Regions from separate parts of the Mus musculus genome. Here all the other regions are linked to region 4. Evidence: chromatin loops called from intact Hi-C (ENCODE). Cell type or tissue: left cerebral cortex. All regions are shown on one strand. Region 1 overlaps Yipf1 (Yip1 domain family, member 1). Region 2 overlaps Ssbp3 (single-stranded DNA binding protein 3). Region 3 overlaps Ttc22 (tetratricopeptide repeat domain 22). Region 4 holds the start of Gm31125 (a long non-coding RNA gene). Region 5 overlaps Lexm (lymphocyte expansion molecule).

Evidence for each region. Peaks named below come from ENCODE experiments on the same cell type or tissue, not always from the same donor. Only the 100,000 strongest peaks of a DNase experiment are listed, where the experiment ranks them.
Region 1: a loop joins it to region 4, with 2.1 times the contacts of the local background. A loop is called at or near these places in 2 of 42 quality-filtered maps.
Region 2: a loop joins it to region 4, with 2.6 times the contacts of the local background. A loop is called at or near these places in 2 of 42 quality-filtered maps.
Region 3: it touches region 4 in a loop (2.9-fold over the local background); 7 of 42 quality-filtered maps call a loop at or near these places.
Region 5: a loop joins it to region 4, with 2.9 times the contacts of the local background. A loop is called at or near these places in 7 of 42 quality-filtered maps.

What each region holds. Positions count from the first base shown.
Region 1 is chr4:107,346,803-107,351,802 of GRCm38, forward strand. It overlaps Yipf1 (Yip1 domain family, member 1), which reads left to right. Exons shown (of 10, transcript NM_145550.3): 9 at 3,612-3,736. The coding sequence ends at 3,701. Among named protein-coding and RNA genes, the nearest start is that of Ndc1, 19 kb to the right of the region's middle. In left cerebral cortex, a CTCF peak has its summit at 2,641 (motif pointing left); DNase peaks (open chromatin) are centred at 1,850, 2,237 and 2,629.
Region 2 is chr4:106,962,250-106,967,249 of GRCm38, forward strand. All of the region lies in intron 4 of Ssbp3 (single-stranded DNA binding protein 3), which reads left to right. Among named protein-coding and RNA genes, the nearest start is that of Ssbp3, 53 kb to the left of the region's middle. In left cerebral cortex, no CTCF peak of the experiment used is centred here; DNase peaks (open chromatin) are centred at 1,614, 2,291 and 4,317; H3K27ac peaks cover 3,811 bases.
Region 3 is chr4:106,624,324-106,629,323 of GRCm38, forward strand. All of the region lies in intron 1 of Ttc22 (tetratricopeptide repeat domain 22), which reads left to right. Among named protein-coding and RNA genes, the nearest start is that of Ttc22, 4.4 kb to the left of the region's middle. In left cerebral cortex, a CTCF peak has its summit at 2,074; a DNase peak (open chromatin) is centred at 3,642.
Region 4 is chr4:106,837,065-106,842,064 of GRCm38, forward strand. Gm31125 (a long non-coding RNA gene) reads right to left here and starts at 3,097. Exons shown (of 2, transcript XR_376510.1): 1 at 2,925-3,097; 2 at 2,214-2,630. In left cerebral cortex, CTCF peaks have their summits at 1,987 (motif pointing right) and 2,959; DNase peaks (open chromatin) are centred at 1,046, 2,020, 3,117 and 3,886; H3K4me3 peaks cover 2,171 bases; H3K27ac peaks cover 2,863 bases.
Region 5 is chr4:106,611,491-106,616,490 of GRCm38, forward strand. Lexm (lymphocyte expansion molecule) reads right to left here. Exons shown (of 10, transcript NM_183182.3): 2 at 4,412-4,499; 3 at 3,849-4,013; 4 at 3,545-3,667; 5 at 1,878-2,012; 6 at 1,619-1,762; 7 at 1-84. Among named protein-coding and RNA genes, the nearest start is that of Lexm, 3.2 kb to the right of the region's middle. In left cerebral cortex, a CTCF peak has its summit at 2,863 (motif pointing right); DNase peaks (open chromatin) are centred at 2,269 and 2,868.

The DNA of each region.
Region 1 (5,000 bases), 510 kb after region 4:
TGAGTTCAGTATCCAGGACCCACACGCTGGAAGGAGAGAACCAAATTCCTTTACATCATTCTCTGATCTCCAAGCTCGCACTATGTCCTTTGTGATACACACACACACACACACACACACACACACACACACACACACACTAATAAATATAATTTAAAAGTAAAATAAGCCGGGCGTGGTGGCGCACGCCTTTAATCCCAGCACTTGGGAGGCAGAGGCAGGCGGATTTCTGAGTTCGAGGCCAGCCTGGTCTACAGAGTGAGTTCCAGGACAGGCAGGACTACACAGAGAAACCCTGTCTCGAAAAACCAAAAAATAAAAAAAATAAATAAAATAAAATAACTAACTCTCTAGAAGAGAGCATTATTATGAAGCAGAAAGAGCCCTGACCTGGGAGCTGCTTAGTAGTAAACTGAGGCACCATAACTGTCACAACCTCAGTTTCATTTCTTTCTGGACTTCCATGACGGTTGGCTTATGGCCATGGAAGCCCCTCCTTTACTGTGAAGGGTCCTTTAAGTCAGAGGCGTAAGCAGAAGTTCCAGGGCCACTCTGCTGCTCTCACAGGAGTGACCCAAGGTCACAGAGCTCATAAACAGACCAAGGCTCTTGTGTCAGACTGTGACTGTGTCCTTCACTCTCCCTGGACCTGGCCTGACCTGACCTGACCGTCTTCCATCGTATAATGGCTGAGAAGTTGGTGGAGAGGCAGAGGTAGGAGAGAGGCTCATTCCTTCCAGCTCTGAAAAGTCTCCTAATCGGGGCGTGCTGGCCTCTGCAGCAGAAGTGTGTGCTGGGAGAAAGGCTCTTCTTGAGGAGGAACTGCCGTGTTCTGAGCAGAGGAAGCCCTTGATGGCCAGATGTTAAGCCAAAGCCCTGTGTCTGAACTGTCTTCTCTCTGTTGGATATGGCTTCTCCTTTCTCTTCTGGAGGAGGGAGAATCAAAATAGAGGAAATGGGGGTCCTGTCCAGCTCGCACACCCACACTTTGGTTATAGAGGAAGCCGGGGGTCCCTCCAGCTCCCACACCCACACTTTGGTAATAGAGGAAGCTGGGGGTCCTGTCCAGCTCCCACATCCATGCTTTGGTTATAGAGGAAGCCGGGGTCCCTCCAGCTCCCACACCCAAGCTTTGGTTATTACTCTGGCCGCCTTTCTCTTTCCTAAGATAAAGGGACTGACCATGCACATCGTAGCACCGTCTGTCCTCTTGGAAGGTTTGGATAAGGTTTGCAGCATGAAAATTATGACAGGTTAGCTGTGTCAGGTGTCTCTCATCTGTCATCTCTGTTCTCAGGAGGCTGAGGCAAGAAGGTTTCCACAAGTTTATGGCCCACCTGGGTCTCATAGTGAGTTGCAGGCCCTTCAGAGGTATAAAAGCAACACCTTGACTTATGAGCAGGGGTTTACTGGGAGGACAGCTCAGCTGGTAAAGTGCTTTCAGAGGACTCTAGTTCGGTCTCCAGAACCCACATAAAAAGAGCTGAGCATGGTGCATGCTTGTAACTCCAGAATTGGGGAGATGGAGACAGGTGAGGCTCAGTGTTAGTCAGCCTAGCCTACGTGTGAGGAGGGGACCTGGTGTGATTATCAAGGAGGAGGTGGAGGAAGAAGAGGAGGAGAGTGTCAGAGGAATAAACTTGAGGTTATGCTCTGGCCTGCACACACATGTACATGTGTGCCTATATACCACACACAGGTGAACATACACAGACACACACATACGGAAAAACAGAGAAAGAAAACTGTTCATGTAATGTCAGAAGACATTATAATTATTGGAAAGCGGTGGGAGGAGTTGGCGAGGGAGCTGTTCGAGCTGAGGGGCACCAGCTGAAGCAGACAGCCTCGCCCGGCTTTCCCTGTCTCCCCTGGGAACCGCGGATTAGTGCTTCGGTTTCAGAGCAGTGATGTATGTGGCAGCCTCACATCTGCTGAGGTCCCTCGGTGACTGCACTGGAAAATGATCTCCAGGTCTTCACTGAACACACCTGGCAGGGACAGCGAAGGAAGCACAGAGCGTGGGTCCTTGGTGGGTTGTCGAGAGCCAGGCAAGCCCACGTTTGGATGATTACCACTGAGCTCAGGGAAAATGGCGCCTACTGGCCACAGTGCCTCAGGATGGGCTGAGCTGAGCACAGACCCTGTGCCACATCACTGGCTGTGCTAGAAGAAAAAGCCTTTTAGAGACTTTTTCCACCACCACCCCGCAATTTTGCAGACAAAACCGAGGAGGTAGAGAAGCCTGTCTAGAGGCACAGTGCTAGTAACTAGTGCAGACAGGGAACGCAGACCACTCAGCTCTGAGACTCATAGCTTCCTGAAGAGCATTTCCTCAAGTGGCCTGGAAGAGAGCCACTCCTTCACTGGTAGTCCCATTCAGTGTTCCTGAGGAGCAGACACGATGGCCTCGGTCTCACTCATGACCCCCAAGTAGAGGAATCGCCTTCCTTTGTGCCAGGAAACAGCTGCAAGAGAAACTTTTAAATTAGGTTTGCTCTGGGGCTGTGATAAGCTAGAGGGAGTTTCTGGGGGGTGGGGGTGGGGGGGCGGGTGGCAAAGAGAAGCTAAAGAGATCTGTTAAGTATGAAGGTTGGAACAGGCTGGGAAGCCCAAGTGTGTTGTGTTGGCACCCTCTTCTGGCTAATAAGGGCAGAGCTGCTGAAAATGGTTCTTAGCTTTTTACCTTTTCATCTTCCTGAGCCACCCATGCCAAGGGAATCCTGTGTATCTAGTGGCCCTTGGGATAGTAACAGCTTCACCCTCCCACACACCCTTTGAAGGGGGGGCTCAAGGCTAACAAGATTGGTGTTTTTCTGTGCTAACTTTAGTGTCCTCTGACCTTAAGGCAGGAGGGAAGATCTTCGTTGCCACCTCCCCTGTCCCATCACCTCCTCCTGGTTCCTGGCAGCTAAGAGTGACAAGCGGAAGCTCTTGTCACACACTTCATTCTCAAGCTCAAGTCCTGGGGACTGAGGTGTGCTTAGCACCTTATTTTCGAGGTCTCTGCAGAAAGTCAACTAACTGGTTTAGCAAGTCAGTCCATAAATATCTGGCTACTTGCTATCAGGCCAGACCGAGATGCTGGCAGAGCAGAGGTAGAGGCAGAGACAGTCCCTGTATCCCCTGTGTGACACAGTAATTGCTAGCGTGAGTCCTGGATCCACTGCTCATGCGCCACGCTCACTTACCCAGGGACAGTCTCTGTGAGCCTCAGTTTCTGCACCTGCCAGGAGAGATCATCGTACAACCCCTTAAGGTCTCTGAGAAGAGTCAGGCATGCAACATAGCATGGCCAGTGAGTGGAGCTAAGTTTTTTGTTGTTGTTGTTTTGTTTTTTCGAGACAGGGTTTCTCTGTGTAGCCCTGGCTGTCTTGGAACTCACTCTGTAGACCAGGCTGGCCTTGAACTCAGAAATTGGCCTGCTTCTGCCTCCTAAGTGCTGGGATTAAAGGCATGCGCCACCACGCCTGGCTGGAGCTAAGTTTTAAAAGGTTGAGTCAGGGAGATACACAGTGAGGTGGCTGCAGTCTGGTGTGATAACAAATATAATGGGGGGGGGGGGCCAGAGACTATTAACATGGCTCCCTCCTGTGTCTCCTTTCCTGCAGGCTTACTTCTTTGATGCTCCAGAGATGGACCACCTCCCAGCAGCTATAACCACTCCCAACCAGACAGTAACAGCGGCCAAATCCAGCTAATGGGGAAAGCAGGTGGTGGCATTTCATCTCTCAGGGTATGTCACAAATAGGAAGGTACATCAGTTCTGCATTACCATCAGGGACCAAAGGCTAGACCCTGAGCTTGTAGACCCTGGGGTAGCGGGGGTGGGGGGGGAGTCCCTGCTCTGGTGATCACACCCACCTTCTCTATCCCCACTACACTGTCCAGTAGCACAGAAGGATTTCTTCCATATCCTAATTGTCTCAGTGATTTTTCTGCATTCTGTGACGTCTCCGACTGATCTCTGAAACCAGTGTTGTCCTCTCTTGAAGGACCCCTGGATTTCTCTGAAGGCTTCTGGATTTCTGTGCTTCATGTGCTCAGGGCCTTTGAAGTTATTCCTCTGTGAATGGTTAGCTGAGCGGGTTAGAGTGTGCAAGAGAGAGATCCAGTTTCATAACTTATTCCTTGCCTCCTGTTCTATGTTCTTAGTACCTTTTTTTGGCTGACAAGTTCTCATATAGCCCAGGCTAGCCTCCAATTCACCGTGTACCTGAGGATGACCCTGAACTTGAACTCTTGTACTTAGTTCATCCTCCTGCCTCTGGTTCCGCAGATGCTAGTGTTACAGGTGGGTGTGTCTCATCATGTCCAGTGTGCCTTCCTTTTCCCCCTTTCCCTGTGGGCGAGGATTGAACCTGAACCCAGGGCCCGTACAAGCTAAGCAAGTGCTTTCTCATACACCCATGATGACTTTGGTGCGGAGGGACACTTACTGATTCCGTTACGGTTCCTTGTGCCAAGCATAGCTGGGTCTGCACCTGGATTTTAGTTTTATAGGACAGCACACATTGGTGAAGGGAAGCAAGGAAGGCCGAGAATGGACGCGCGGGGTTTTTTTGTCTGTTCTTGACTTGAGCATTTTGTTGAGCTTTTTCATGTTTAGTGACTTTTCTGTCCTGCACCACACTGCCTTATTTCAGTTGATGAAACAAGATGGAAGAGGTCCCAGTTTGTTTTTCACTCCCTACTGGAGAGCCAGAGATAAATGTGTTGTCAGTGTTGTTTACACACTTTCTGAAGGGAATTAAACCTTCAGTTGAGAGGAACATTTGAAAGATATCAAGAAGAAAAGATAAGGCTGTGAGTGGCACCTCCTAAGGCTATATAAAGTGCAGTTCTGTTGTCTAGAATGCTCTTCCCTTCCCACAGTCATCAGCTTCCTGGTGACCCTGACACTCTGTCTACTATGCTCTTGTGCTCAGAGCACTAACTGTCTGTATGTCCATCTGCCTCTTTGTTAATATGTTCAGTCATTTAGCCATCCATCTGTCCCC
Region 2 (5,000 bases), 130 kb after region 4:
TGTGTTCACATTTTCCCATTGGAATAGGGCCCATTCACATCCAATATGACCTCATGCTAGCTTGATTACACCTGCAAAGGACCTAGCTATAGATAGGTTCATGTTCATAGGTACCTGGATGTGGGGAGACCATGGACGTATTGCTTGTTTGTTTGTGGGGTGTGGAGGGACTCAAGAACACAAGCCAACCTTCTCAGAGGTCTGTAACCTCAGAGGAGTGTTTAAGTTACTATTATAAGGGACCTTAAAGTTCGTACTTGCCACAGTCACGGTCTGGTCTCAGCCAGCGATAGGAGTGAGACGTCACCTGGCTTTGGGAGTGAGAAGTTATTTCTAGAGATTTTTGGAAAGCATAAAGGGAATGCCTGTGCATGTACTGGGGGATGGCCTTAGAAAGCAGGCAGGTTTGCCTTCCGTCCCTGTTAATGTTGAGACTACTTGGCTCCCTTCTTAAAGAAGGGTGATGGGGAAGGTAGAGGGTTGCCTGGGTCTCCCCTGTAGGGAGGCAGAAAGACTGATGGTTTGTCGAGTGTGTGTGGTCTGTCCCGGGCAGCTTCTGTAGCTGGTAACTTTTATTGGAAGGGTAAACACTGTACAGTGTCGATACAGATGTGCTTTTGCTGTGGAAAACCATGGAGCGCCGGATGTGTGTTACTGTATAGTGGCTGGGGCCAGCCAGCTTTCTTCCCTCATGTAAGTTTCCCTTTGCACAGAACCCAGATGAAACGTCTTAGAACCTTGCAGGCGGTCTGTCCCAGAAGAGCACGCTCAGATGACAGGAGTGGAGAGAGGCATTTGTAGCTTTTCAGTTGGTGAAACCAACATAGTGTAAGTAGGAAATCTGGGTTATGCCTGTCCTCAGCACACTACAGCTGAACCACACATGCCAACAGGCGGCAGGGCTTGGCCGGTGAGGAACCTTGTTCCCTCTCTCGGTTACTCATCATGTCTCTGCTCTCGCAACCATATAAAACAGGAGAAGAAAATGGTATTGTCTTGGTGCTTTCTTTCCTTTATAAGACCATCCCCGAGTTTGTGAGGAGTGTCCACCCCAGTAGGTGTCACTGTCCAGAGCACGTCTTTATGATCGTAATAAAGCAACCCCTGAAGAATCCAGGAAGTCTCTTGAGTGTACTTGAGTACTCTGCCTTTCTTGGAGTGGCGTCTGTCACATTTTGGACAGAAGCATTGTTACTTCAAGAGTGACAGATGCACTTCATTCTTAGTCTTAGAGTTTGCTGCCCATTCCCATAATATGTGTGGGTGCATGCTCTTTGTAAATGAAAATAGATGATAAAGTAAACGCTGCACCTCAGGCCTTCACAACCAAAAATGACTGTGCTGTTCATACCACGTCCTTCCATAGTGTCCAATCAGATGTGCTTCTCAGCCACTGGGCCTGGGTTTTATTTTTTGTTTTTTTTTGTTTTTTTTGCATTTCCCCAGTCTCATTTCTTCCTTTCTAACCTTAGATTCTGCTGAGTTAGCCCACTTTGCTGAGCTGTGTATCTAGAACTTTGTGTGAGACCTGCCCAGACATTTCATTCCCTCTTAAAGCCAGAAGATCTTGGTGATGAATGTGAGCAGCAGTGAGGAGGAGAGGTGTAATCCTTGGGAGCCCTAGAGTCTGGGCTTTATGTGGGAGGCTTTGAGGGGTGTGTGTGTCAGACCAGTAGGTGGTAGGCTTCAGCTTCTAACCTCTATGTGTCCTTCCTTTGCCCCCTCCATGCACTGCCCACTAATGGGTACAAATAACAGAACACTAGGGGTTTGTTTTAGAGAATCTCCCAAGCCCTTCCATAGGGAGCCTCCCAGAGGGAGATAACTCCCCAAACTACTGAACCTCCCGGCCTGCTTGCATGGCCCCCTGGAGTCTTTCAGTGCAGCTAGAAAGAGAGGAACCCACAGTTGTGTTGTTGTAAAGTTGATGGTTACTGTGTCTGCTGTACTCCAGAGCTCTGCCATTCACCTTCTTCACTGTGACCCAATGAGAGTTCTGCCATGAACTCCCCTCCATCCCCCCACCAAAAGAGAAAGAAAGAAAGAAAAAAATCCACCATGACTTTTCTAGACCAGCAAATGAAGGTTTAGAAAAGGTGGTAATACGTCTGGCTGGAGCCGGGACTGGGACCTAAGCAGTGTGGACGGCCTCAGAGTGGGTGGCAGATGCCTAGGACAGCAGACTCTGCCTTTGCTCCAGCCTCCAAAGTGTTAGGACGACATTTCCTCCCCCAGGCTTGCACCTGCTTGTTGTCTCCTGAGGCAACTCCAAGCTGGTGGAGGAGAGTGGGGGTCCACCGCTCTGCAAAATGTGTGAAATCCTGTTCCTGAGCCGGCCAGGTTCTCTGAGTGTCCCGGCTGGCTCGTCTGCTAGTCACGAAACATGATCCATACACTGTATTTTAGGATTCCCCATCTGTCAGTGTCGGAGAGGTTGTCCCCTGAGGGGGGTGGGGAGCCCTCAATACTCACTCCATGATGGGATAAGGGTCTGTGGTTGGGGGCCTAGGTGTACTAGACAGTGGGAGATACAGGTCAGGTGTCCACATGCACACAATGTGCCATGTCACTTTCCTTATGACTTCTCTCCATCTGTCAGATAAACTGCCATACAGGGCATGGGCAAGGGAGTAGTCTTTTTCAACAGGTCCAAGGCTGTTCAAGGACTGAACAATACACGTTTTGGCTGTCTGGAATTCTCTGCTAGTTGGTGTGGGAGGGAGAGTGGCCTGGGAGCCACAGAAACAGAGGCAGATGCCCTCTTCAGGCCCACTCAAGGATGCTGTTTGCCCAAGTCCCAACCTGTCCCTCTGGCCTCTGCTGGTGTCAGTGAGTGAAGTGAAGGGCCATTGATCCACCCTCTCTTGGGGAGGCCACAGCACATGCAAGGCTTTCCTTTAAAAATGTATTAACCTGACCGGAAGCAGGCCCCAGGTTAAAAATAAACAAAAGTAAGAGGCTAAACAAGTGGGCGTGGGAGGGGTGGGGCTAGAGGCTCATTCCTTCGCTTGCTCGAGAGGGCTCTTAGGTGCCTTTGAGCTTCACACGGGGGTCTCGGCTTCACACGGGGGTCTCGGCTTCACACGGGGGTCTAGGCCCCCGTGGCCCTCCTTCCCTTCCCTTGGGGCTTCTTTTCTTTTGGCTTCATCTGTACAGTGGAATCTCTTTAAACCTTAACCCAAAGGGCCTCCCTGAGTGCAGTGACCGTTTGCCATGAAAGCCTGCTTTGTTAGCCCTGCAGGGCACCCTGGCCACCCTCTTTGTTCCCCACTGTTTCTCAGGAGTCCTGGCTCCAGCCTTTGCACATGGAGCTCTCCACTGTGGCTTGCCCAGCTCTCCGGTCTCACTGGGGACAATTCTTAAGGAGCTGGCTTTCTTCTGGCTGGGTCAGCCCGGAGGTGAAACTCAGGGGAGACCCATCCTCCTGTCTTAGGTAGGGTATCTGTTGCTGCGAGACACCATGAGTGATGAGACACCATGGCTTGGGGAGAGAGGGCGCATGTATCTGTCCTACCCTTCCATAGCACTGTTTATCCACAGAGGGAGTCAGGACAGGAACTAAAGCAAGGCAGGAACCTCAAGGCAGGAGCTGATGCCGAGATCATGGCGTGGTGCTTGCAATTGCCCCTCATGGCCGCCTCAGCTGCTTTCTTAGAGAACCCAGCACCACCAACCCAGGGATGACACTATCCACAGTGGGCTGGGCCCTCCCTTATCAATCACTGATTAATAAAATGCTCTACAGGCAGACCTTATGGAGGTATTGTCTCAATTGAGGTTTTCTCCTTTCAGATAACTCTAGCTTTTGTCAAGTTGATGGTAGGGATGGTAGCCAGGGTCTCCTTGTATGTGGATACTGTCTGGGCAAATGGGTGGAGGGTCCGACATTGTAATCGTAATTCCCCATGGATGGTGCTCGCCACCTCCCCCTTTTAAGACAAGAGCCTCAACTATGTAGCCCTGGCTGTGCTGCTTTGTAGACCAGGCTGTCTTCAAACTCATAGTGATCCTCCTGCCTCTGCCTCTCTAGTAAAAAGTCTTTGGGACTTTGAAATTAAAGAACACCCCATGCCCGACAATGAGGTTTCAGGAAGTAGGTGGGGTTTTGCATCTCCTACTTTAGCTGCTGCGTCATCTGAGTCTGCACCAGCTTGTTCCCTCTGGATGGAAAGACACGAAGTCCAGGGATTGGTAAGGACTTAACCAAGAACTCAGTATCTTTATCCAGACCTCCATTATGGAAAGATGATTGTCAGATGGCAGAGGTGGGTTCAGTCTCTTCTGTGTTGGCTCACATGACAGCCAAGAGTCTCAGCTTGCTGCTTCAGCACACCACCTTTCTGAGCTCAGCCTTTCTGATGCACAGGATGGTTCTGCCCCCATCTCCCAGTGGGTGGGGATAGTGTGACAGTTGCCGTTTCTTGTGTGGGCCATGGAGGGCACTCAGCCTCCAGTTAGTTAGAAGAGTCCCAGGGACTGTATGAGTCGCCTCTGGCTCACCGTCCCCTCCTCCTGTATCTTTCCTCCCTGTCTCTGAAATCATGTTAGACCTTCCTCTTGTTCCCCCTTCCTCATCCCTGCAAAGCCATAGGAGATTCTGGAAAGGTACCGAGAGAGATGAGGCCTTTCCACCTTTCTGAGAGTAGCATTCCGGTCATCTGTAGCTATAAATAAAGCCTGCGCTTGCTTCTCCGTGCAGCAGATGGGTTTTCTCTGTGGGCTTTGAAGGGATCATTAGCCCCTCCTATCCTTCACAGGTGTGGAGAGTCCCACTACTTTGGGGACACAATGGGCTTGGTTTTGCTCACTGGCCTTAAGCCTCAGGCCTCTGAAGAAACTTCTGTAGCCTCAAAAGTGGCTTTGGAAAGTGGGTGGGTATGTATGTGTAAGATGGGACAGTCACTCCGACTTCCTTTGCCAATATGACCATAAAGGAGCGAGGCACCTTCAGAGGGCTTCCTCGGTGCTGTGTTTTCTCTTTGATACCTAGAATGCACGGA
Region 3 (5,000 bases), 210 kb before region 4:
TCTGCACACATCTTGAGCGTCTTTTCCACCAAAAGATGCAAGTTCTTAAAGAGAAGTGTTGGAGTGGTGACTTTAGCGAGGCCCCGTTGGAGGGCATGGACTTGACCTCCGGACAACAGTGCAGGGTACAAGTCAAGAGGGCACTTAGCCTGGGAGTGCAGGTTCAAGGCTCTCTGAGCTCTCCAGCTCCACTCAACCGATTCCGGGCTCTCCGCGTACCCTTTCCCTCTCAGTGAGGTGAGATAATGACGTGATGTGTGTCATGGGTTTTCCCATTAGTATAATGGTGGTACCATTTGGTTGATGACATAATTTAGGGCTAATGTTTGTAAAGTTCCTAGAAAGGGCCTGCACAGAGGCAGCCATAGGTGAACATCTATTTTCTCACCTACGAAGCCTCCTCCTCTTACCACAAGCTAGGTGTAGCTGGGAGTGTGGCTGGGAGCTGGGACCTCCAGCCTGAACATGAAGTCAAATGCCAGGGCATGGGTAGAACAGCCAGCGTTGTGTGTGTGTTGAGTGCGGCTGTGGTCACAGGTCGCAGCAACGGTGTGGTGCTTAAAAGGCCCTGGGTAGGAAGCTTGAGGCTCAGAGACTCAGTGTCAGGGCCACCCATGGGGAAGCTCTCTCTCCATGGTGCTGTTTCTCATCCGTGGAATAACACAGGAAGGGAGATTTATAACCACCAAGGTCTTTTTCAGGAGGTGTCTGGGGGGACGGAAGGCTTCCTATTAGAGGTGGTCAGGGAGGCAAAGGGAGGCAAAGGTTTGGGAGTGGCAGGCAAACAGAGACCAGCTCTTCTCTGTATAGTCACCACAAGCCACGGTGGATACTGCCCAGCCGGTGATCAGCCAGAGGATGGAACGCTAAGAGGCTGTTGCTTGGGAGCAGTTGTGGCCAGGAGAGAGGTAGGGTTTGCCCCCTGCCCCATCCGCCAAAGAGTAGTGAGCCCACACTCATGAAGTACCTGGTACTACATAGGTGCTCAATAAACATGGCAACCGTGATGATTTCCGCAATCGGAGTCAGGCAGGAACTTGGCCGTGAGAACTCAGCTGTTGCTGTTTTTGCCGTGTGGCTTTAACAAGCTGCTTGTCTCTGGCTGCCATGAAGACTTCACAGGTGCCAGTGCTGAGCTCTGGACCTCTGCCTGGGATGTTCTGCGGTATACAGAAGAACACACTTTTTACACAGACCTAGATAGGCCTGACAGTGGAAGTGGACTTCAGTGGCACATGGGGACCCAAGGTTGGCATCAGCAGTGACCCAGAAAATCCAGGTCCGGTGGAATAGAGGAGCAGTGAGCAAGTCCCAGAGAAGCGACACTGTCCAGCAGAAGTGCCCGGTGGAAGCTTGTAGAAGAGGCAGCAATCTGCGGACAGGAGTAGGCTGAGGGCACTGCCAGCATGGAGTCTGCAAAGGCCGGAGACAGCAGGAGCCTAAGGAGCAGGACTTCAGAGACAGTCTGCCTGAGGCAGGAGAAGAGGGCCAGAGAGAGGCAGCCTGAAACTTTGTAGCAATCTGACTCAGTCTCTGAAACTGGCTCCCACCTCCCACTTTAGCCACGTTTTTTTCCTGACGTTGTCAGCCCCCTTTCATGAGACTCTAACCTGATTCTCCAGATACCCCATGCAGTTTTATCCCTAGACCACCCGCGGCCTAGAAAGCAACTGCATCCATCAGAGCCTATTCCGCATGTCACCTGCGCCTGGGAACCTCACACAGCTGCCCACTCTGGGCACCTCCCCACTGCATCTTAGAGCAGAATCCTGTGGTTCTCTTGGAGCTGAGGCTCTCGAGCCTAGCAGTTTGCCTGAGGGCACTGAGCTATCAAGTGGGAGTTGAATAGTCCCATTCTAACTTGTCTGAAGGCCTTTGCTTTTCTCTGGGATCAGAAAAGGAGGGCAGAGTGACACACACATACACACACACACCCATGGGCACTCTCACAAATCTGGGATGGGGAGTACTGAGAGCTCTCAGGTAAGCCAGTACCCTTTGTTGGGAAGGTGGTTGATTGAGGTGGAGGCACTCAGGGAGTAGGGAAAAGGACTCCTGCAAGAATCACCACCACTTGCAGGAGCTGTGGAGGCGAGCCATGGCTACCACAGCTAGTGCAATGCAGGAGGTTTATTAGCTGATAGGAGAGGCTCAGCAGGCAGGCAGGGTGAGCCCGGAGCTCCTTGAGGCCAGAGGACTAATGAAAATGGCTGCTCTTTTAACTTCAAAGGGGAACGGTGGGAGGCTGGTGTGTTCAACTTGTAACCTGCGTGAGGGGCCGGGTCTTTGGGATGTCTGTGCTCTGCTCTTCATTCCCTGCTGGGAGGTTTGGGGTTGTGGTACTGGGGGTAGAACCTGGGCCTTGCTACACTAGACAAAGCATTCGACTGCTGAGCTATCTTTCTAAGGCCGGCTCCTCTTTCTTGACAGAATTATAAAGAGATGGGTGGCTTTTATCACTCCTCCCTTCCTCTGAAGATCACCTTCACACACACACACACACACACACACACACACTCACACACACACTCACACACACACTCACACACACACACAGAGGTGGGGGGAGGAGAGGGAGAGGGAGGAGACAGATGGAGACAGGGAGACAGAGAGAAAAAAAGAGACAGAGATTGATTTTTGGTGGTTCCTGGTCACAAATCTCAAGGCTCCGTGGACATTAAGAGCACAGAATTTGCCAGGCTGTGGTGGCACACACCTTTAATCCTAGCACTCAGGAGGCAGAGGCCTCTGAGTTTGAGGTCAGCCTGGTCTATGCAGCAAGTTCAGGGCTATGTAAAGAGAACTCCTGAAGATGGTGGCAGTTTTGCTTGGTGTGTGGTCCTGTGCAACACGTGCCTGCTAACACAAGTGCAGATTCACGTGTGAACACACATGAAGACTCATTTGCACACATGCATGCCCACACAAGTGAGTGCTCACACACGTTTATGCTCATACACTCACACACACAAGCTCCTCCCCACCTGTCACAGCAGGCCTCGGTAACGGTAAGACCCACTGCCAAACTGGAGCCTGTGGGCTGTGTGAGCTCAGAAGTTCACTTTCATAAATGTTTGTGTCTAACTCGGGCCTCACAGACCCACACTGCCCATCAGACACTGTGTTTCCCTCACATGCAGGGCACAGCAGGCTCCAGAGGGAAAGCGAGCGTCCAGTGCACTTAAGCCATTTGGATTGCACTATGGGTGATGATGCCACAGGCCTGTCTCACAAACAGAGAGGGCATTCCATCTTTCATGCCCAGCAGGGTTGGAGGGGACCCTCAGTCAGCAGCCCCCGGATCCCCGTGTATACATGGCTGCCTTTAGGCACACACACACAAACCTCCCCAGGATCTCTGGTACACATGGTTGCCGTTAGTCTCACATACAACTCCACAGGATCCCTGTGTGCACACGGGTGCAGTTGGGCACACACCTCCACAGGGTTCCTGATGTATGTGGGTACAGTTGGGCACACATGTCCACAGGACCCCTGTGTGCACATGGCGACAGTTGAGAACAAGAACCACCACAGTTCTGAGTGTTCTGATCCAGTTCAGAAACAGGAGGAGGAAGCCAGGCCAGGGGCTGACGAGCTGGGTACCAAGCATGCCTGTGATTTTCCGCATCATCATCCCTTGATCTCATAGAAATGCTGGCAGTGCCACGTTATTGGCACCAGTCCACACATGAGGGAACAGAGGCTCAGAGAGGTGCAGGCTTGCCCAAGGGCACACAGCCTTGAGTGACAGGGAGGAACCACAGTCAGGGGCTGGGCTCAGGGTAGAGCATGCCTGCCTCAGTGATAGCAAAAGTCCCTCAGCTTTGCTGCTCATTGCTTCTGGGGCTGCTGCAGCCTTGTCGTCCCACCCATCTGGTGACCTTGAGGGCTGCGTCTCCATATTCTCAAAGACACAGGACCTGAGACGTCAGTTGCTTTTAGCATCACCTGACTCAATTATGTTTGACAGAAGAGAGGATATGCACAGGGTGCTTGCTGCACGGTGGATATTAGTGCACTGGGGAGCTGAGGAGAGTCAGGCGTACTGCTCTTCTTTGAGAGGGCACTGGACTCTCTCACGCCCACAGCCACTACAGACCCTGGAGTCTGCCTCAGATCCACAACAATAGAGATATGGTTCTTCACAGCTCAGTCAGTGTGGGGACCACAAGAAGCAAGGCGACCCACAGGGCCAGAAGTCATGACAAAGGGACAGCAGGGAACTTGAAGTCCTTTAGGTGGAATTCTCTAGGGAACCCAGGATGATGACAGACACTCACTCCCAAGGTGTCACACCCAATCCCTAAACTTCCCCCACCAGTCCGTTTGCTACCCTGCCACAAGCTTTCTGGAGGCTGGCTCAGTGACCTTCTGGGATCCCTGGTTGGAGCAGAGGACCTCAAGTTTCTGTTATTCCACACACCTGCTGAGGCAGGGAAGCGAGAACACTAGTACCCCCAGCAGAGCTGGAAGGACTTCTTCCTGTCCTGTCCCTGTGCTCTGGCCCGGTCTGTCACCACGGAAGACATTCCAGTTGCGCCAGAAGGACACATTCCTAGGCAGGTCTGACACCTTCCAACTGTTCCTGGCAGTTGAAAAACCAGTTTTTGGAGAGAGGCAAATGAGAACCTGAATCCTGCCTGGCCCTTCTGCTTGGACTGAGGCATTGAACTGTGGCTCTTAGGCTGTTTTCTAATTCCTATGAGGAAGACACTAACTATACCTTCCAAGGCTGCTGTGAGAAGCAGGTACCACTGTACCCGGTGACCCGGAAGGAGCCTTCCTCCTTCCCATCAGTCCCCTCCCAGGAGATCATTAGTCAGCTCTCTGGGGCCTCTCTGGAATGTACAGAGCAGCTGCCAGGACAAAGTTCACCTTGCCGAGGCAAATACTGTCTGAGAACCTGGCTGACCATCCAGTCTAATCAGAAGTCTATCGTTCTATAAACCATGGGTTTAGTGAGATTTGTCTCTGGATCCTGAGGCACCACCCATGGA
Region 4 (5,000 bases):
TGAACCACAGTCCACCTTAGTCAGAGTCTCTCCAGCTTCATCTCTCCCCTTATACATCAGCTCACCTTAGTTCCACATAATTACTCTTTTACTTCCTGGTATGGGACCAATTTCCTTGTCTCCCTCGGGACTCAGCACGTGTCCCCAGGAAGCCTTTTCTGCCTCAGCCTAGGCAAGGGTCCTCTTAGGAACGCATTCTGACTTGGATTATGGTGATGCACACCTTTAATCCCAGCTCAGGAGGCAGAGCTCTGAGTTCCAAGCCAGCCTGGTCTACAATATAAGTCCCAGGACAAGATTTACACAGAGAAACCTTGTCTCAAAAAAAAGGGGGGTGGGGAGTGGAAGGGAACCCATCTTTCGAGGCCAGACTGATCTACATAGCAAGTTCTAAACCTGCCAAGGCTACCTAGTGAGATACTGCCAATATAACAACAACGACGACGACGACGACAATGATTCATTCTACCAATAGTTATTCTGTCACCATACTGGCTATCTCTTTAGCAACCTGTGACTCTGCAGGGAAGGAGTTGCTCACTTTGCTATCGCCAAAGTCTGGGCACCCACCACAGCCCAGCCAACAGAACAGTCTCTAGAATACAATGCATGCGTCAGGGAGGGAACCAAGGGAGGGGCGATCTTGAGGGTAACTGAAGACTGGGCAGGATGTGCAGGAAAGCTGAGAGAATCTCCAGTTCAGAGCCCCCAGTCCCAGCAGGGGCAGGTGCCTGAGAGGATGGAGAAGAGAATTTTAGAGGTTACTTAAAGGAAGAAAGGAAAGGACCAGACTTTTGGTGCCTGCTTGTTGGTAAGCAAAAGGGAGAGAAAAGAGTCAAGATGACTACAGACAGCTCCCCAGTCACCAGGGAAAGAGGGAGGCAGCTAGCAGGCAGCTCGGACACCAGTTACCTTGGACACAAATAACCCTCAGGGACCCTGGCCCCGTCAGCGCGAGCTGCAGCCTCTTGACAGCGCCTCGGCAGCAGCCAGTGCACCCCCCTCCCTTCCCCAGGGGCTGACTTGACGCTCTGCTGGCTGCGAGCCCACCGCTCCCTCCCGCAGTCAGCTCTGCGCCAGCCAGGAGGGGAGGGAAAAGGAGGGGGCGGCCCCCGGAGCCCTGCAGGGAAGAAGGGAGGGCGAGTAGGGAGGAAGCCAGCTCTGCAGACCCTAATCGAGGAGCAAAAGAGCACAAGAGAGGGCGTGGCCGACGAAAGAGGAGGAGCCTAGCTGTGTCACCTAAGGGTGTTGGGGGAGCGGGGGGGGGGGGGGGATGCTGGATACCTTCTTTATAACCCCATGTCCCCCTCCCATTTTACAGATGTGGACACTGAGAACTAGAGCCCAGCGTTTTGCAATAAATTACCTATCTGTAGGCCCCCTCTCCCCATCCAGGAGCATCCACTTCCACCCGGTCTGGCAGGGCTGCAAAACAGAGAGCCTGGACTGCTCCCCAAACCTAGGTTCCCGTCCCCATGATGCAGGAGATAAAACACAAAACAGGGACTTCAGTTCTCTGCTGATTGAACAAGTGAAATTTCTGAGTTCTCACTTATAAAATGAGACTTGATGCCTCAAGAATGGCCCCAAAGACAGTGAAAACAGAACGGCCGGTTCAAACAAGCCTATGAGTGAAGGATCTTCTCTCTAGGGGTCTGTTTTAGTAACTGCAGGTCCGAGACTTGATTGGGGAAGCTTAAAGGTCCAGCATCCTCCAGAAAGGCAGTTGGATGCCCCCGACTTTCCACCAAGTTTTAAACTCTAGAACAGAAACGTAAACCCTCCTACCCCATCCTCCAGCCCTTAGAACTGTCACTTGGAGGCCGTCCTCCAGCCTGTCACCAGCCTGCCAAGGACCACCCCAGTCCAGCTCCGTGCTCCAGGACTTATTAGGCCTCTAACCCTATGGCAGCCGCCCTGGTCCCATGTACTAGCTAGATCCCTTACCCTCCACACCCTCTCCACCCCTCCTGCAGACCCGCGCGGCCTCTAGGGGGCACTGTTGCTCCGAACTTGGCGGGCCGCCGCCACTTCCCCCGCCCGGGCGAGCGCCGCGAGGACGCTAGGGTTCTGGGAATACTAGATGCCCCCCGGCACACGCCGCCCCCCGCCGCCGGCCCAGCCCCGGGGCTCCCGCGCTGCGCAGCCCGCTCGGTGCGGACTTGCTGCTGCCTCCCACCCCTCCCCGCACAAGGCACTTCGCGGGAAAAGGCTGGTTTTGCCTTTTTATTTTTCTTCAGAGGTTGAGGCAGACATTGGGTCCAGGCTCTACGCACGCACCTACTCGTCTGTGGCTCAGAGATGAGGGGTGGGGGGAATTAAAGAGGCTAGGAGGCTTGTTCTACCCAAGAACCTGTCAACTGCTTCCCTGTCACCCCTTTATCCTCTGCCACCCCTCCTGGTGTGACTGACAGGCATCCATCCCGCGAACCTCCTCTCCCAGAACATCGCCTGAGAGCCCCAAACCCCAGCAGGACGTGCCCTGAGGCTGTAGTGTCCGAGGGTCCTGGCCCCCATCGCCGGCCTCGCCAGCGCAGCCGCGAGGTCCGGGGTGCGTTTAGGGGATGATTCCTACTGCAAATGCCCTCGTCGCCCGGTTGAGCCGGGAAGTCCGGCTGGAGCGAAGAGCTCTAGGGGGGAAACGGAGGGAAAGCCCCATTCGAGTTCCGGCCAACGATTTTACGGGAGGAGGGGGGATGTAAAAGCCCCGAACCCACAAAGCAGACTTTTTAAAAATTCTAATTGAAACCATCTCGAAGTAAGGGCCGCCAGGAATGGGCCAGCTCCCCGCCCCCCCCCGTCCCATCCCCCTCCTCTGCTCCCCGGAGTCCGATGAAGTCATGATAACTAGACTGCAAAAAGAAAAAAGTGGAGGGTTGGTCTGGGGGGCACGGGGGTCCCGGGCTGGGGCCCCGCACGGACACAGTTTGGATACTATGGTTACGCGATCCGACCCAAACAGCGAAGACGAACAACAATAGCGGCCGCCAGAGGAGGAAATTCCTTCCGGGGTGGACGGCGCGGGGGGAGGGGCGCCTGGCTGGAACGCCGAGGCGGCGGCTGGGCCAATCAGCGCGCGGCCGCCGGCGGTTTCAAGGTGCCCCGCGCCGCCCGTTCCCCCCCCCCCCCGCACCCCCCCTCCCGCGCGCTCCGCTCGGGTGCTGGAATTGCTGAGACGTTTCCCTGCACGCGCCCGGGTAACACTGCGGGGGCTGCTGCCCAGGCCCACACCCCCAGCGCTCCCCGCACCCCTCCCGGAGCCCACCACCCGGGGCGACTGAGCGAGCGTTCCACTGCACGAGTTACTTGCACTGGAAGGTGGGGGAGATCCCTGCCAGTCAACCCCTGTCTATGGGTTGGTTCCTGCATAAGCCTGTTTTCTATTTTAAAGCATGTCTCAAGGGGGAAAAAAAGAGAGAAAGAAGAGAGTGAGAAGGTTCACCCCGGACTCTGCAAACCTGGAAAGGCTGGTCCCTGATTCCCTGATCTCAGGGTTTGTTACGTAATAAGTTGGATTGTTAATTCTGAAGGTCTTGCCCGGGCATCAGAGAAGCAGGAGGCCAAGGGCAAAACGGCCATGTAGAACCCCGCCATCACCATCAAGTTAAAATCATCTACCTACCTAGTCATAGCCAACCCAGGGGCTCCCCTCACCTGGCATCTAGATTTTTTTTTTTTTAATGTGGTAACTAGTGATGGGATTGTGCCAGCATCTCTCCCTCCAGCTGCTTCTCCCAGAGTCTGGAGTCTGCCCCAGGTTATCTTCCTTGGACTAGCTACTAAACCCGTGTCTCTCAGTATTTCTATCCTGCCGGTCTCCTCAAACATGGTATACTTACTCTGCTCTGTGAGTGAGCCTTAGACTCTCATCAGTCCCTTTTCTTTTTTAAGCTCCTGACCACGCTTTTGCTTTCGGATGCCCCCTGGGCACAGATCCTCACTCCCCACAGGAGCACATGGGTTTTTATTCATTGCATGCATAGAGATTTGCTTCTCTGGAAGGATCCAATGTTCAAAAACTGTCTCTCCCCTTCTCTCCACAGATAATGGGGATAGCCCTAGTTCCCCAGTTCCCCATGCGTCTTTTTTATAAATAAATAATGAGATTTTTTATTAATTATGCACGCACGGTATCTGCACGCAGATTGCTGTCTCCTGATGCTTAATAATAATAATAATAAGAGAAAGAGAAACACTCCACACTGGCAGGGTGGGTTTTTCCCCTGCAAGCAAACAAAAACTTCAAGGGGCCATATGTCCTCAGATGGGGGGGAGAGAGAGGAAGGCAGAAGTCGAGGAGTGCGCGTGACATGGAGGGATTAGAGGGGCTTCCTCAGAGGTTTTCAGGGCTGCTGAAGGCGGATTCCAAGTTGCCTGCTTCTCTTTCTGTAATTGAACTGCAGGTCTGAAAATTCACCAAAGTTCTCTGGAGCATCTGTGTGCTGTGCTGGCGGGATGGGCAGCTGTAAACAGGAAACCAGCAAGAAGGGAGCTGGCAGGAGCCCAGTCTCTGTCTCTGTCCGTGCCCCTCCTCAGAGCCCCCGACTCTGAGCTCTCAAAACACACTTAGCTCCTGAACACTTAAGCATCTATGTTCCTGAGATTGGCACAAAACAAGAACTGACCAAAACTTTGCAGACTGAATGCATGACATGTGAATCATGCTGTTAGAAGGGAGCCAAGGCTCAGGTACCATGCATGGAAGGTGTGGGAGCTGGAATCTATTCCTCAGAATAGGGGCTGGGGGAGGGGGTGGAGGGTCCCTAAAGTTGTCTGGCCAGGAAAGTGACACAGCAGAAGTGAATGTTAAAAGACCGAGACCAGATAGAAGAGTACAGAGCAGGGTCAGAGCCACTGAGAAGACATGAACACAGAGGAGGTACCCCACCCTCCGGCCTTGTTTCTATCTCTGTGGTTAAAGAGCCTAGGCGCGGGTGTGTGTGTGTGTGATGCTATATGTCACAGGACAACTTTCAAGAGTCAGCTGCGCGGGTGTGTGT
Region 5 (5,000 bases), 230 kb before region 4:
GAAAACCCCTTGTTTCTTCTTGTGTTGTGAGTTCATTTCGTCCAGAAAGCTCTTGTAATCTGTCAGTTCCTTGGGCTTCATTTTCTGAGGAACGGGAAGAGAGAAAGAAATCCTATACCAGGGCTCGCAGGTTACTGTACCAGGGCTCGCAGGTTCACTGTACCAGGGATCGCAGGTTCACTGTACCAGGGATCGCAGGTTCACTAACCCTCACAGAAAACCAAGTGATGCTGATGGGACTCCTTGATTAACAGAGGCTCTGCTCTGACCTGGGACATTGACAGTAGGGGGAGGGAGGCAGGTAAAGACCACTAAACACCTGAGTGTTAGCCCTAGGCCCTGCCTAGTGGGAGCAGAGTGCTGACTCCTGCAAGCTGTCTTCTATCCTCCACAAACACACAAACACATGAAACAATCCCGCACACCCATATAAGGGAACAAATGTACATTTCAAAAGATTTATAGTGAGGAGAGTCTGTATGTGGTGTCAGATGCAGAAACTCCATATTTGTCTCTCAACTTTTCTGTGAACCTAAAATTGCTCTTAAAAAAATAAATAGGGCTGGAGAGATGGCTCCGCGGTTAAGAGCACTCACTGCTCTTCTGAAGGTCGTGAGTTCAATTCCCAGCAATCACATGGTGGCTCATAACCATCTGTAATGAGGTCTGACACCCTCTTCTGGGGTGTCTGAAGATAGCTACAGTGTACTTACATATAATAAATAAATCTTTTAAAATAAATAAATAAATCTATAACAAAAATGTTCAAGCAAAGAGGCTCAGCTCTGGTTGTAGTACCAACATGGGGTGAGGGAGGCGGGTCCCAAGGCCTGCTGTACTGGGCAGTGGTCTTAGTGGCAGGTAGGAGACCCTAGGATCAGTCATGTCACAGGACATAGGACAGTGACTACCAAGGAACTCCCACTACAAGGGTCTCCTACTAAAGCTGCTGTTTTTATTCCATTGATTGCACTTTTCTTTCCCTGAGACTGGAAATTCCACACGGTCTCTTTCCCTGCATCTAACCTGTGAACTGGACTAATCCCGCTCTTCAGTGACCCCAAGTTGGGGACAAGACAAATAAGTCTGGACACACACTTGGCCCCCACAGCCATAGGCATGAAGAGAGCAAAGCAGAGAAAGCCACCAAACCTGTAAGGGATTTTGATGGGGATGGGAAAGAAGTCTGGCAAGCTACATTTCTAGCCCAGTCTCCTCTCCCACCTTCCAGTTTAGGGCTCCTTTAACCCAGGCCATTAACCCAGCTGAGTCCATGAAGCCTGGGAAATGTTTACAGCCAGACACTGCGCCTGTGCCCTTGGGGTCCCCACAGGCCTGTTGGTGCATGCCAGGCCACCTGTCTATCAGTACAGTTCATGTTATTGCTGAGAGAAGTAGCCGCGGGGTCAGATGTCCAAACTGTGACTCTGACCCATCATATCTGTGTGGCCAACCTCAGGTTCTTCGCCTCACACAGGGAGCCATACCCTGCCCTGGCAGGAGCACAGAGTAGACCCCCTTCTCCGGCAGCACTTGGTACACACGGCCACATTCCTGTGGATAATCAAAAATTAGCTCACCAAGGATTAGACCTCACAGCACCCACTCAGGCACATACCTGCACAGAGTAATGTCCATAGGGCAAAGGACTGCTCCGTTCACCAGAGAAAATGTCATAGGGGCCACGATTACCAGTGGACTTTTTCACAAAGGTCTCAAGATCGCTTTTGATGGTGTAGGTACCAGGTCCCAGGCCACTGCCCTAGAGACAAAAGCGGTAATGGTGCCTGTAGGGGAGTGGCCAAGGTGGGGCTTCAGCCTCTCTACCCCGAGGTCACCCCATAGGACCATGCAAGATGAGGCTGCTGAGGGGGTACCTGATGAAACAAGGGTGGCTTGTTAGACACTCTACACATCAGGCCGTCAGAATGTGAGCGGTTCCAGGCCTTCTCCTCCAGCTGTGTGTACGGGTTCCCCTTCTCCCCATAATTTCCAGGGCCAGGATAATAATTCTGCAGGGCAGGAGACGGAAATGCAAAGACTGTCAGTCCCAGTCTTTGTTCTGGTTCATCTGAGGAAGACATGTTTGGGGTTTCAGATCTCAAGAAGGGAAACAGGGTTTCTGGAGTGAGCACCTGTTACCCACCCCACCACACAGCATCCCCGGTGAGCCCCCTCCTCTGCTCACTCCTTTATCTCCAAGTCCAGCTACACCTCTGATTCAGCACATCGACTCAGCACCTCTGACTCAGCACATCTGACTCAGCACATCTGATTCAGCACCTCTGACTCAGCACCTCATATTCAGCCTGGTCTCCCTGATCATACTTGCTTACAATGCTTTCTCCCAATGCCTTCCCTACCCTCTGGTTTGTCAACCACATCAACCACACTAAGATCCCCAGACACCATCTTCCCTGAGACCCACCTTCCTGTTCCGCAGCCTCCATAGATCTGCCCTTTACAACTACAAAGCTGATCAACTTCCTCGCTATGCTGTGAACAGGCTGGAAAGAATGAGCACCGGAATCCTAGGCTAGGAACCTGGCTCTGCTACTTCCTAGCTGGGCGAACTCAGGCCTCTGAGCTTCATGGTCCATGGGACTAACACAGCGATGGTAATACTTTCCTTCAAGGAATAGTGATAGAGTTGAATGTCTGCAAAGCCCTCTGCCCAGGGCCCGGCAGATAGTAGGTCCCATTCCACAAGTCGGGGTGAGGTGACAGGAAGTCCTGAGATCAGAAGAACTGTGGCTAGGAGCCTAAACACAAAGGTGGTCTTTGAAGTACAGTGAACAGAGCTAAGTGGTGCCGGGAGGTGAGACCTGGCTGGATTTCTGAGGCTGGTATGCCCCTTCTAGCCACATGGGGGCACTGCTGTTCCATAGGTGATGCAATCCACCCTCCTCTCTGGACCCTGCAACCAGACCCTTGGGGAGCCAGACCTGGTAGAGGGGGTGGGGCCAGTGCTACAAAAATCAGGCCACTGTGAGGATCAGCTCTGTCTGTCCCCCAAAGAAGGAGACTGGGTCTTGCTTCCGTCCATAGCTCAGAAAGCCAGTGCATGGATCAGGTATTATGAGTCCCCTGCAGATTTTGTTCCAGTGAGGCCTCCCCAGACTGCTCTCTGTAAATCACCCCACAGCACTCTCCTTCCCTGTGCCATTTACCCTCAAAACTCCATAAGAACGATATGTATTTCCTTCTTCATACTGTGGTGTGTGTCACTAAGATGCCCGCTCTGACGTTTGTCACTGCCAGACACCCCGCTCTCCCAAAGCCTAGTTCAGTACACAGCTTTCAGTTGCTGCTTAATCATTATTTCCTGGTTGCCTAGCTAAATGAATATGTTTGTTGGGTTTCTAATATACTCTAGGTTTCTCTAGGCTCAAGACACAGGAGAGCAGAAGAGCCAACAAGAAAGCCAGGAAGGTCTGGGCAAGCCTAGGGAGAAGACGGGTTCAGAGAAGGGTGCTTGTCAAACATCCAAACAGCAACAGTCTTCCCACAGAGGACGGAGGGTGGAAGAGACAAGCTCACGTACCCCAATAAAACCTCGGAAACGTGTCTCCCCAGAGCTGAGCAGCCCCCGTTTGCTCTGTGGTTTCTTCTGCAGCTCAGTTATGAAGTCTTTGATGTTGTAGGAGCCAGGGCCACGCTTGTGCACCTGCCCCAAAAGAAAAGAACGCAGGATGGAAAAGGAACCTGGGGAGGTCCAGCCAGGAAGAGCCCAAAGGGTGACGGTGTTCTCCAAGAGGAAGCTGTATCCACTAGGACTCTGGAGGGATAGCCATGTGGACAGGAAGCCTTGCTCCTAGAGGTCGGGAAGGGTATGCCCCGAAGTTCACCTGCTGCTCTTTTTCCTTCTTGATGGCCTGGTAGTGGAAGTGGGGTAGCTGGGTCAGCCGAGTGGCTTCGTGGGCCTGGGACCATCCTGAGCCCAACTTCTGTTCCAGGAACTTCTTGCTGAAGCAGGTATCCTTGGAGTTATAGGTCCCAGGTCCTATGTGGGACTAAGTTAAAGCAGGCTCTCAGCTGAGTCGGTCATAACCACCTACCCCACCCCTTTGCATGTGCAAGTCACCCCTGGCCTAGGAATTAAACTAGACAGTTCCCCAGTCTGACGACCAGGAGGAGCTCAGCACTCAAGATCGAGTCCTGACCACCTCTGTGACTGGCCTTGTTCCACTTCAGGGAAATACAGAGTAGAAACAGCTGTGGAAGAGGAAGCCTGCGGCCCTTAAACTCCTAGGGTTCTAGCATAGTCCTGAGTTTATCAAACATCTGGAGCCAAGAATGAGGCAAGCTTGGGTTGGAGCATGCGCAGGTGTATTGGGGAAGGGACGCGGTTGGAGCATGCGCGGGCGTATTGGGGGCGGGACACAGACCACGTGAAAGGAAGCAGGCTCACCAGTTCCACCGAATGATGTCTGGAGTATGGGGCCTCTGTGAAGGTGCTGAATTTCTTCTGGTTGGGATAGACAGCGGAGACATCAAACCTAAGAGAGGTATAAGTGAGGGCCCATCTGGTCCTGACTGGGGCAGCCCTGGTGGACAGGCAGTTGGTTTCCCAGGACAGGCGACTTTGGAGCTGACCCTTGAATGTCACTTTGGATCTGCTTCATCATTTTGAGAGTTCCTGAGATGCTCTGCCACCCACCCTATGCTCTGCCTCTCCCTACAGCTTCATTCTTCTTCAGAGTTCTTACCATTATCCTTCCCAGCTCAAGTAGATAGATAGATGTTATACTACAGGGTGGATACTTCATATCATCTTTCATATACGTTTAATTATCCAGACCACCTCATGATCACAGATTCTAGAACCGTGTGTGGCACATAGTAGGTCATTTATATGCAACTATATTACATAATAGAACATAAAAAGAAATATGACAGTTGAGCATAATGGTGCACACCTTTAATCCCAGCACTTGGGCGGCAGAGACAGGTGGATCTCTATGACTTTGAAGTCAGCCTGGTCTATAGAGTGAGTTCCA